Regions from separate parts of the Homo sapiens genome. Here region 1 is linked to region 2. The links are chromatin contacts, found by Hi-C in ENCODE. All regions are on one chromosome and are shown on one strand. The core of a region is the stretch at or near the end of the contact, and the rest is flanking DNA. Distances in the headings are between cores, read along the strand shown. Region 1 overlaps LOC105377114 (a long non-coding RNA gene). Region 2 overlaps CFAP20DC-DT (CFAP20DC divergent transcript).

What was found. Hi-C counts contacts between places; a loop is a spot of excess contacts on that map. Pooled maps may share reads with other maps.
Region 1: a loop to region 2 is called in a map with no recorded cell type, with 15 times the contacts of the local background. The contact joins two enhancer-like sites. A Hi-C loop is called at or near these places in 3 of 37 single-sample maps with no recorded cell type and 3 of 50 pooled maps.

What each region holds. Positions count from the first base shown.
Region 1 is chr3:61,354,391-61,360,136 of GRCh38, reverse strand. All of the region lies in intron 3 of LOC105377114 (a long non-coding RNA gene), which reads left to right. Among named protein-coding and RNA genes, the nearest start is that of FHIT, 110 kb to the right of the region's middle. Within about 2 kb of position 1,541, at least 2 of the 41 ENCODE cell types and tissues checked have a DNase peak (open chromatin) inside an H3K27ac peak, as active enhancers do.
Region 2 is chr3:59,563,681-59,569,746 of GRCh38, reverse strand. All of the region lies in intron 6 of CFAP20DC-DT (CFAP20DC divergent transcript), which reads right to left. Among named protein-coding and RNA genes, the nearest start is that of CFAP20DC-DT, 480 kb to the right of the region's middle. Within about 2 kb of position 3,211, at least 3 of the 41 ENCODE cell types and tissues checked have a DNase peak (open chromatin) inside an H3K27ac peak, as active enhancers do.

The DNA.
Region 1 (5,746 bases), core at 292-2,791, 1.8 Mb before region 2:
TGTATTAACTACAGCAGCTTTTGCATTACAATGGCAGAGTTTAGTTGCAGCAGAGATTATGTTGGTCTGCAAAGCCCAAAACATTTTCTACCTAGACATTTATAGAAAAAGTTTGCCAACCTCTGATCTAGTCCATGGTTCTTAAGCCAAGTTAAATGTAAGCATTTAATGTTACATTAAACGTTCAGTTGAAGGCTGGGGCCCAGGGATCTGCATATTTAAAAATAAATACCCAGTATCATTTGACATACTTTCTTAAGTAATTATGATTACTATTACTGTCTTCCATTATGATTATGTGTGTATTTCTTCCTCTCCTTTATCCATCTTTGAGGGCTAGGACCATGCTAAAGTATCTTTGAATGAAAAAACAAGCATAGAATTTATGTATTAGTTTATTAGATATATATATCTGAGTATTCATTGTATGTCAGGTCCTCTTCAGTGGTAGAACAGAAGACCTACAGTCTAGGGGAAGACAAGAAAAAGGGCCAGGATAAAGCTACATGATAAGAAGTCCACATTAATTGATTAGAATAATACTTGCTATACATAATGGTAACTCATAAGACCCTTCAACTTTCAAAGAATAAGTTATTTTGGCTGCACGATAGCATTAGATGTATCTTACAGAATTTAAGAGTTTATACATTGGTAGTGCAAAAATAAGGTATAATGTATAGATATCACTGGAATTTGGGGGCCAGATAACCAGTGGTTAACTGTGTTTTGATCAAAATGATGAATTAGTGTGAATTCACAGGACTCATTTGTATGGCTATTTGTCTGGCTACTATATATTATAAAAACCCAACATATAGATGTCATGAGCTGTAGAAGGAACTAGATAAAGAGAGCCCATTTAACTTCAATAGGAAGGTGTCTAGAGATTAATTTTAGCACTTAGTGTCATTATGACATGTAGAATGCTGTGTTGAATAAATCTAATGGATTTTAAAGTATTTTTTAGAACTTTGACTTAATTATGATTTTCCTGGAACTGTGTAAGGCTCCTACTGTCAATATGCTAAGGTAACACTTTAGAATGAGAAAATAAATTTTCAGTTGAAACGTTACTGCCATCCATTAGACATGGAAGAAGCAGCTGTTACCACACTGCCAAACCAGGGTTATTTTTTGAAAAACACTAGTACATGCTGTAAGAGCAGAAAGTAGAAAATTACAATGCCATTTGAAAAAAGAATACCCCAACAACTTAAAAATAAACACTTTTACGTAGATGTATATATTAGTTATCTCTGGCTGTATGACAAATTACCCTCAAGTTTAGCAGTTTAAAACAACAAATATTTATTATCTCATAGTTTCTGTGTGTCTGAAATCTAGGAACAGATTGGATGGGTAATTCTGGCTTAGGATCTCTCACAAGATTACATGGCCAGGGCTGTAGTAATCTCAAGGTTCAACTGGGGCTGGAGAGTCTTCTGACCTCTCTCGCATGGTTGTTGTCAGGGTCCAGTTCCTCATGGGCCGTCAGACTGAGACTCTCAGTTCCTCACTGGCTGTTGGCCAGAGGCCTCTTTCAGTTTCCTGGCACATGAGCCTCTTCATAGGGCAGCTGGCTTCCATCAGAAAGAGCAAGTGGGAGAGCAACAGACAGCCAGGCAGAACTCCCAGTCATTTTTTAACCTAATCTCAGTGGTGACATTCCATCATTTTCATATATTTTATTCATTAGAAGTGGGCCACTAGGTCTAGTTTGCCCTCAAGGGCACAAGAGCATGAACACTAAGAGGAAGTAAACCCCAATTTTTATCATATTTCATTATAAGAGGAAAACAGGCATAACAAATCCAACCATTAGAGAAGCACCCTTCATTGGTAAAATATTTGTTGAGTGCCTACTATGTGCCAGCCATGGAGGATATGATAGTTCAAAACCAGCAAATTTCCCTGCCTTCATGTAGCATACTTTCTGTAGGAAATAAACCATTAGAAAGCATACTATATAGTGTCTGGTACACAAGGCTCTCAAAAGATGTTAGTTATTTTTTTTTTTCAGGGTAGATGGATATCTCCCCTGTCCCAGAAACAGAGCCAAACTCTCCAGTCTGTTGCATCTCTAATCCTATTGTAGACAAATATGATTTGTTTAACCAGAGCAGAAATGGCTTTTCTTTCACTTATGCTTGAAATAGGCGATTCATAATAGTTCACAACACTACACACTTGTAACTGCCTTTCTCCCATTTGTGTTTTTAAAGTGGTCTTTGTCAGAAAAAAATATAAATAAAAACACTAAAGAGTCCCACGGAAGTAGCTGTCCTAGTAGGTTTCCTGCAGCGCCGTGCTGACCACTGTATCCTTTTGCATTACACATGCCAAGTTGACCTAACGTCTTCCAGCTCCGAATTATTTTAATTGCTTTTTTTCTAGATGCATCTTTTCAGTCTCTCAAGGACTCTTTAAAAAATGGCTTCTTGAACTACAAACAAGATTTCAAATGTGTGCCTGGTTCTGCCAGGCAATTCTGCAGTTGCTTTCTCTAATTAATATTCCATATCTCAAAAAAACCGTCTCAAGATTTTAATTGACTTTTGTCACCCCCATCTCATTCAAGTACTGTGCTGGCCATCCTCGTACATTATTAATAAACCATGCGTACTCTGTGTGTTTTTTCCCTGCTGCCTGATGTTTAGTTCTTTCTTGAACTTTGTTTTGAATGACAATTGAAGGATAATTTATTGTGCTGGGCTTCCGACACTAGTACGGTCAGCTATAGTTTGCTGTGCTAATTAGGAAAAAACTGTCAATCAAAGAAGTTATTCACTTTAGAGAGTAGACATAGCTTCATTTGTCTTGTACATAAACTCCTTCATACGGTGTAGAGCTAACTTCCTATACCATTGAGAGAAGTATACTAACAAAGCTGAGTTATAAAATATTTTTATAGAAATATTGATTTAATCCTCTCAGGTTTAAAAATAGGTTTCCAAAATACAGTAAAAGGATAAGAATTTTGATGAATACAGTGATTGTTTATTAAAATGGATTCTTTGAAAGCATTCTTTAAAATACTTAAGTTCTTCCATTCATCATTCTTTGTTGTTAATTTCACAGAGTCTGCCAACTGAAACTTTCTGCCAGCCCCTTTCCAATGTATCAGAAATTTCACATGGGTTGCCACCAAATTAGCATCATTGATGCAGTGTAGTGTTCCTCTGAAGCCTGTTGATCTTCTCTGTGCATTCATCTATTCATGGGACTTCTAGGCATGGAACATCTATTTGTAGTAGTGTTGACCTTTTCCCCTGTTCAAATAACATTTTTGTAGTGCTCTTTTTTTCACCCAGGTTGGAGGGTAGCAGTGTGATCATAGATCATTGCAGTGTCACCCTCCTGGGCTCAAGGAATCCACGTGCCTCAGTCTCCCACATAGCTGGGACTACAGGCTTGCACACCACCTAATTAATTAGCACCCAGCTAATTTTTTTAAAAAACAATATTTTTTAGAGATGGAGTCTCACTATGTTTCCCAGGCAGGTCTCCTTCCTTCAGGCAATCCTCCTGCCTTGGCATCCCAAAGCGCTGAGATTACAGGTGTGAGCCACCGCACCCAGCTTGTAGTGGGCTATTCAAGTTTGTTTCTCCATCTAAAAGAGGAAGCACAGCCAACTTCTACTCAGATCACCTGAGTACTGTACATGGAAACGACTGTGCAGGCAATTGCTTTCACTGATGAATGAAGACACATCACAAAGAATCCATCCCCATGAAGAAGAATTACTGAGGAAAACACACCTAATACATTTAGGATTATTTTTCCCTCAATTATGAGAACATTGGTGTCTAAAGAGTACAGTTACAAGAACAAACATTTTGGGCTTATTATCTTTCAAACTAGATAGTTATAGCTAGAGGAAAGTGGATGGATTTTAGGAAAATTACTTGGGTATTTTGGAGTGTGGCAGGCTGATCTTTTATTCCAAACACCCACTGGGACACCCAATAATGTTATTTTCCTGTGGCCTCTGACATTTTTACTATATTTGTGCTGTTATCCCATGTTTTGTTAGGGATTTCTGACTCCAAATCCACAGCAACTCTAAAATAACTATTAATCCTGTGCCCATCATCTGCCTGTTTCCACTCAGACCTGTTCCCCACTTCCCCCTGCTCTGCTTGGTGGCCAGGAAGCTGGGCCCTGCCAATGGCATTTCCCTGACTCCCTTGCCAAGTGACTTTTGACTGGTTTGGCCATTGAAAGGCACTGGAAGGCAACTGAAGGGAGAGAGGAGAGGAGAAACCGGGTATTTTTTTTTCTCTTTCTTTCTACCTGCGGTGGGAAAAGGGGTAGGAGTCCATTATTGGCTGCCTGTCCTTCATGATTCAAACTCTCAGTGGTACGGTTCCTCCCTCTTTGGTCCAATCTCTCATTGGGCGGCTCTAGCTTCTGGGGTCTGTTAACGACACTCACTCTTTGTCTGCCCTGATCCTACGGTAATAGCCACTTTCTGCTATTAAATTTTTGCTTTGCCTCGCTGTGCCATTTGGCTTTTCTGTTCATCCAACCTTTTGTAACTAGTTCCCTGTATTAAATTTTCTTTGTAAAACTGCCTGACATAAAGACGTCTGCTTCTAGGAAGATGGAATAGACACACTTTACCATATTTTTTCTGCTAAGTAGAACTAAAAGTCCTGTACATTATATTTAAAACACATAAGAAGACTGAAAGGTAGAGAAAAGAAGGCAGACTGGCTACGGACATCAGGATGCAAATGATGGTGGTGGGTCTCCCAGGTTTCCTTTTTGCTTCATATATGTGAGACTGGATACTGGAGAAACTGGCAACCCAAAGCTGACAATGGGTGAAGATAAACAAGCCCCAAAAAGAGCCTGCTCTCTTGAATCAAAGGACCTGGAAATGGGCAGCCTTGCAAGACAGAAAACTTTAGAAAATAACTGTGACAGTAGCCAAATCCCATAGAAAAATTATTGTCCCATTTCTACCCCTACTCCCACCAGCAAAGCTTGAGTGGGAAGCCTTGGGTCCTGTCTTTGCCAGGCTGTAATGGAGATGCCAAATGACAGGGCTGCAAAATATGTAAAGCAAAAATGATAGAGCTAAAAGATAAAATAGACAAATCCACAATTACGTTGAAAATGCCAACACCGCTCTCTCAAATGATAGAATAACTCGACAGAAAATCAGAAAGATATAGAAGAACTCTTAACACCACCCACTAACAGAATCTAACAGACATTTATAGAACACTGTACCCAGCAACAGCAGAATACACATTCCTTTCAAGTGCCCACAGTACACATACTAAGACAAACCACATCATGAACCACAAAGCAAACCTCAACAAATTTTAAAGAACTGAAACCATGTGGAAGGTGATCTTTGACCACGGTAGAATCAGACCAATATGAGAAAGATAACAGAAAAATCTCCGAACACTTTGGGAAATAAACAACATATTTCTAAATCATCTTTGGGTCGAAGAGGATGTCTCAAGGGAAATAAAAAAATACACTGAACTTAATGAAAATACAACATATCAAAATTTATAGGTCACAGCAAAAGCAGTGCTAAGAGGAAAATTTATAGTGCTACTGCTTACGTTAGAAAAGAGGTGAAGTCTCCGATCAATAATCATCAATAATTTAAGCTCTGGCCAGTTGAGGTCACTCACACCTGCAATTCTAGCACTTTGGGAGGCTGAGGCAGGAGGACTGCTGGAGGCCAGGAGTTCAAGACCAGCCTGGGCAACATAGTGA
Region 2 (6,066 bases), core at 1,962-4,461:
ATTTTAAAGATAGAATTAAAGAGCTTTGAGATGGGTTGGATGTAGGGAAGTGGGGAAAAGGAAATGTATAGGCTGGCAATCCACACCCAGCTACTGCCCTTGGTTACCTGTGGAAGGGCAGCAGTGATTAGAGGGAAGGAAGAAACAGCGAGCATTTCCTTATAAAATACACCACTCCATCCTTTGTCTTCTTAAAGGAGGGAGTCGGACTTTCATAATAAAAATGATAGAGTAGAACAGTAAATAAGAAAAGGAAGGAAAAACTGCATGACTGCTAGGGCTGGCTTGAAAATCCCTGTGGATAGAGGAAGCCTGACTGCGCTTGTGAAACTAAAGCAGCAGCGAAGGTTGGGGTAAGGATAGACCCAGATTTCAGCTTGGGGCATAAGGCTGAGATGCGGGAAGGTTATTACATGATGGGAAGCTTGCCTTGCTTTGAGGGGTCTTCTGATTTTTAACCAAAAGAAAGCAGAAAGGGATATGGCAAACAGACATAGAGATATCTGCAGGAGGCAGAAACGTGTGGCTTTAGAGAACAGCTTCCTAAATCAGCCCATCATGGACACACGTTCTGCATTGGTCTTCCCACGTCTGTCTGGTGCAGGACGGGGTAGCCCTTCAAAGCAGCATGTTAGCTTTAGGCACCTCCTTCAGAGGAAGCACTCCATGGAAGAAATAAAAAAGGCTGAATGTTATTTTAATTGAATTTGTTTTCAATTTATTCTCAGCTGTCTAGGGAAAAACCTTTAACACTCACATCATTTGATTCCTTTTTACTTTGTGTCCATTATCCTCATAATGAGCTTTTAACGCATTAATGCAGCCCTGTTTGCCAAAGAGTAATTCAGTTGCTCAAATCAATAAGTAGCAAAAGCATAAAAATGTACCAAATTGAGACAATGAACCAGAGTATAAATGGAAACCTTCATCTTCCACTTCCTTAAAAGTGGGGGCTGCATTCTGGTGACCTTCTGATGCTACAGTATCAAGGTGAATATGCAGAAATTCCTCTACTTCATAAATTCCAATTCTCAAATGTCCATCGAACCATCAGAGCTAAATGTTGGAGCCAACAGGAAGCTCCCCTGCCTGTCAGTGGCATTTAGCCTCAGCCTTCCCATCTGCAGTTTTTTCCCAGCAGTGTGCTGTAGTTGAAGCAATATCTTGTTATAAAAGTATTTGCAATGAAAAGGGGAAAATCGTAATGCAAACTTCTATGGAATTTTTTTAAGGTTCAAAGGAGGTAAAGAAGAGTGGGAGCTTTTGCCATCTTCCTCTATGGTTCATGCCTCTAAACATCCATATAGATGACATCTATTGCTCATCGTGTAGTGCCACCTTAGGCGTAAAGAAAGTAAAACAGCTCTTCATATTGTAATATAGGAACTCCTTTTGAGGGCTTAGCATGCTGCTTAATCCCAGCAAGAAGGAAGATTTGCTCTGGTACCCTTCCCACAATGGTAGCAGAGAGAGGATGATGCCTTGGGATTCAACTAATCCAGAGCTTCTCCCATGCCTACCTCTGCCAGGATCTTAGCCTACACCAACTGAGAAGCTCATAATCATCGAGTAGAGAGCTTATATATACCTTTCTCCTATGAGTTCTGTCCCTCTAAAGAACCCTAATATAGAAGTAAGAAACAGCTAGAAAAAGAGGAGTCTAGAGTCCAGATAACATTTCAGTCATCAAACCTCCCCAGCTTCCCTGATCCTTGCCTTTCTGAGACTTGGCTGCTCAGCATGTCCAGACTGGTGCGCTTCCCCCAACATTCTTTCAGGAAGTACTGGGGAGCTCATAATGATCGAATGGAGATCCCAAACTGTGTTCAAGTCAACACTGCTTCTCTGAAATTTGATCAGACATTCCAAGAAAAATGCATTTGCTTCAGGAACTTTGGGAATCCCTGCATACTCAATTTGTCTCTATGATACTCCAAAGTGCATCAGCAACAAGTTCTGCAGCAAAGAATTCTACTTATTTTGGTTTAATTTGACATTTTCCATACTTGTTTGACTGAAAAAGCTTTAAAAAATTTAAAATATTTTAATAAAAAACACCAATTCACATGGTAGAATACAAGGAAAGTATTTAACCTAAGAATCATTTTAAGAAAACTTAGTGTTATCACTGGTCATTAGAGAAATGCAAATCAAAACCACAACGGGATACCATCTCATGCCAGTTAGAATGGTGATTATTTAAAAGTCAGGAAACAACAGATGCTGACGAGGCTGTGGACAAATAGGAATGCTTTTACACTGTTGGTGGGACTGTAAATTAGTTCAACCATTGTGGAAGACAGTGTGACAATTCCTAAAGGATCTAGAACCAGAAATACCATTTGAAGCAGCCATCCCATTACTGGGTATATACTCAAAGGATTAGAAATCATTCTACTGTAAAGACACATGTACACATGTTTATTGCAGCACTATTTACAATAGCAAATACTTGGAACCAACCCAAATGCCCATCAGAGATAGACTGGATACAGAAAATGTGGCACATATACACTATGGAATACTGTGCAGCCATAACAAAGAATGAGATCATGTCCTTTGCAGGGACATGGATGAAGCTGGAAGCCATCATCCTAAGCCAACTAACACAGGAAAAGAAAACCAAACACCACATGTTCTCACTCATAAGTGGGAGTTGAACAATGAGAACGCATGGACACAGGGAGGGGAACATCACACACTGGGGCCTGTCAGGGGGTGGGGGCGCAAGGGGAGGGAGAGCATTAGGACAAACACCTAATGCATGCAGGGCTTAAAGCCTAGATGACGGGTTGACAGGTGCAGCAAACCACCATGGCACTTGTATACTTACGTAACAAAACTGCACGTTCTGCACATGTATCTCAGAACTTAAAGTAAAAGAAAGAAAGAAAGAAAACTTAATGTATCACAACCCAAACTGGGTTTTCATGTTTTGACAAATGTTTTCATGTCACATCATCCTCCTAACCAAACTATGCCACTGTTGTCTCTTTCAGTCTCCCCCGCAAAGCATCAGGTCCTTTAGGGCAAATGTGAGGCCTTATGCATTTGTAAGTAGGTATTCATTACCTACTCAGTTACTCATTAGGTAAGTGAGTGTGAAAGAAGAAAAGCTATTTAGGACTCATTTCTTTGCCAATGACAAAAACCTAGATCAGACAGCCTGAGAACGTTAAGTACTTACTGAAAGAATGCCGGAAGAAGTGCACAGGTCTGGACATGCTGAGCAGCCAAGTCTCAGAAAGGAAAGGATCAGGGAAGCCGGGGAGATTTGATGATTTAAGTATTATCTGGACTCTGGACTCCTCTTTTTCTAGCTGTTTCTTACTTCTATTCTCTATTAGGGTTCTTTACAGGGACAGAACTAATAGGATAGATGTTTACAAAAAGGGGAGTTTATTAAGGAGTATCGACTCACATGATCACAAGGTGAGGTCCCACAATAGGCCATCTGCAAGCTGAGGAGTAAGAAAGCCAGTCTGAGTCCCAAAACCTCAAAAGTAGGGAAGCTGACAGTGCAGCCTTCAGTCTGTGGCCAAAGGCCTGAGAGCCCCTGGCAAACCACTTGTGTAAGCGGAAAAGTACCAAAGCTGAAGAATTTGGAGTCCGATGTTCGAGGGCAGGGAGCATCCAGCACAGGAGAAAAATGTAGGTTGGGAGACTAAGCCAGTCTAGTCTTTCCATGTTCTTCTGCCTGCTTTTATTCTGGCTTCTCTGGCAGCTGATTAGATGGTGCCCACCCAGATTGAGCATGGGTCTGCCTTTCCCAGTCCACTGACTCAAATGTTAATCTCCTTTGGCAATAACCTCACAGACACACCCATGAACAATACTTTGCATCCTTCAATGCAACCAAGTTAACATTCAGTATCACCATCACATGTTCCTTTCTGCAAGCTGGCTTTGTTCTCCCAAATAGCCAATCCTCATAGCTATACAACTAAAGAAAAAAAGTGACACCCTCTTAAAAATTTCCTGAGAAGAATTCTAATTGGCTTGACTCATGGCCTGGGCCTACTATGATTGGCCCGCTTGAATCTTGTGCCCATTCCTGAGAGTGGGTACTGTGTTTAGAAGCCCTTATGAGAATCATGTAGTTGGAGTACGGAAAAAACGACCCCCTAAAGAAGCAGGAGAGATGTGTTTCACACAAAAGGAAGGTGTTCAGGTTGACATATTATGCATGTCTATACAGACATGAAGAAAGGACTACTGGTTCTGGGGAGAGAATCATAACCATTCTTCCCCTTCCTTCATGCTCTCTAAAATCAGCCAAACCACATACATGTTGTTATGGACAAAGCAGCCCACTTAGTTCAGGTGCTGCCCTTGCATTCTGCGTATAACCTGTGTCTGCTTCTCCCAGGAGGAAAGCACACGGGGCTAATTGCATTAGCAGGTGCAGTACTATGTTGGTGATTCTGTGCCTAATCTGCTCATTATGCAGCTGATGTCATTTTATAAGTGGAGAGAAATAGTGTTATCACAGGAGAAATGAGCTCTCTTGCTTCTTGAGAAATTCTCTTAAGCCTAGACAAAGGGGTTTTAAGTTTATCAGCCTCCCCTTTGTGACACCTCATTCTAAATGATGTATTAATCATTTGTTGATTATACAGATCAATTAAAGAGGTTTTACAGGTTAGGTTAATTAAATCTTTGGTAGAACTTCCTATTTATTTAGACCTTCTGCTTTGCAATTATAAAACACCACCCAACCAGCATGTTGACTTTTAATAAGTTGCAAACAAGGGTCGTAAAAGAACATATTCCCCTCATTGTACTCCTTATAAAGTGTTCTTTTTTCTATTACATCTCTCTGCATAGTTATATCCACCTGCTAATCCATCCCATCCAGCCAGCCATCTATCAGTCAGCCTGTATGTCTATCTTGGTATGGTTTGCGCTACCAAAACTCATGTTGAAATTTGATCCCTAATGTGGCAGTGTTGGCAGGTGGGGGCCTAATGGGAGGTGTCTGGGTCATGGAGGTGGAGCCCTTATGAATAAATTAATGCCCTCCCAGGAGCTAAATGAGTTCTTAGTAATGGATTAGTTCCCAGGAGAGTGGGTTGTTACAAAGAGTCTGGCTTCCCTGGTTTTTCTCTCTCGCTGTGTGATCTCTTTGCACAGTTTCTGCCATGAGTTGAAGCAGCCTGAGGCCCTCACCAGATGTAGCTGCCAAATCTTGAACTTCCAGCCTCCAGAATTGTGAGCCAAATAAACCTTTTCCCTTCATAAATTATGTAGCCTCAGGTATTCTGCTATAGCATTAAAAAACAAACTAAGACATCTACCTGCCTATCTACCTACCAACAAAGATTTTTAAATCTGGTAGCCTTGTCCAAGTAGATGCTTATCATCAGTATCATGCAGAGGCATGTGATTGTTCAGAGTTAGAAAATGGCAACCCCACCTCCTACCTGAGGAATTTGGGTAGATCCAGGCTCAGTGTTCCCTAACTGCCTTAGTCTCTGGACCAATCACAAGTGGCGATGCTCTGGTGGCAGAAACAGACCACAATTCAAATGCACATCAGTGTACTGTATACCAAGAATCACTCCTTCAGAGCCATTGGAATGAAAACCATTACCAACACCAGTTTGTCTGCCCAGAAGACCAACCACAACTATGTAGACTCACTCATCAACCATAAGGCCTGTGGGACATTTTTGTACCCCCCAACTCCTGCCTTCTTCAACTCCACTGACTCTTAGATTTTAACATCCCTCCAAACTCCATCTCCAGAATCAGGTCATGTTTGCAGCAGAGAACAGCAAGGAAAAGGTTGGACTCCCTAATGAACAATCTCTTGAGGAAGTATCTTTAAAAATAAAACACTGTTCTCATGCACACCCACACCTCACAGAGCCTGCCTGGGACCACAGAATCCAGCACGCTCTCATTCACCACTTGCCCCTCCTCACCTCGCACTCCTAGCCAAACTCTCCTGGCACTCACGGTCACTTTTTTTGTCTGTTTTTAAATATTTACGTCTCAATGAAAAATTTGTGATTTTATGCACACTCAGAACAGACAGACCCATGCCCCATGTTTAATGATATA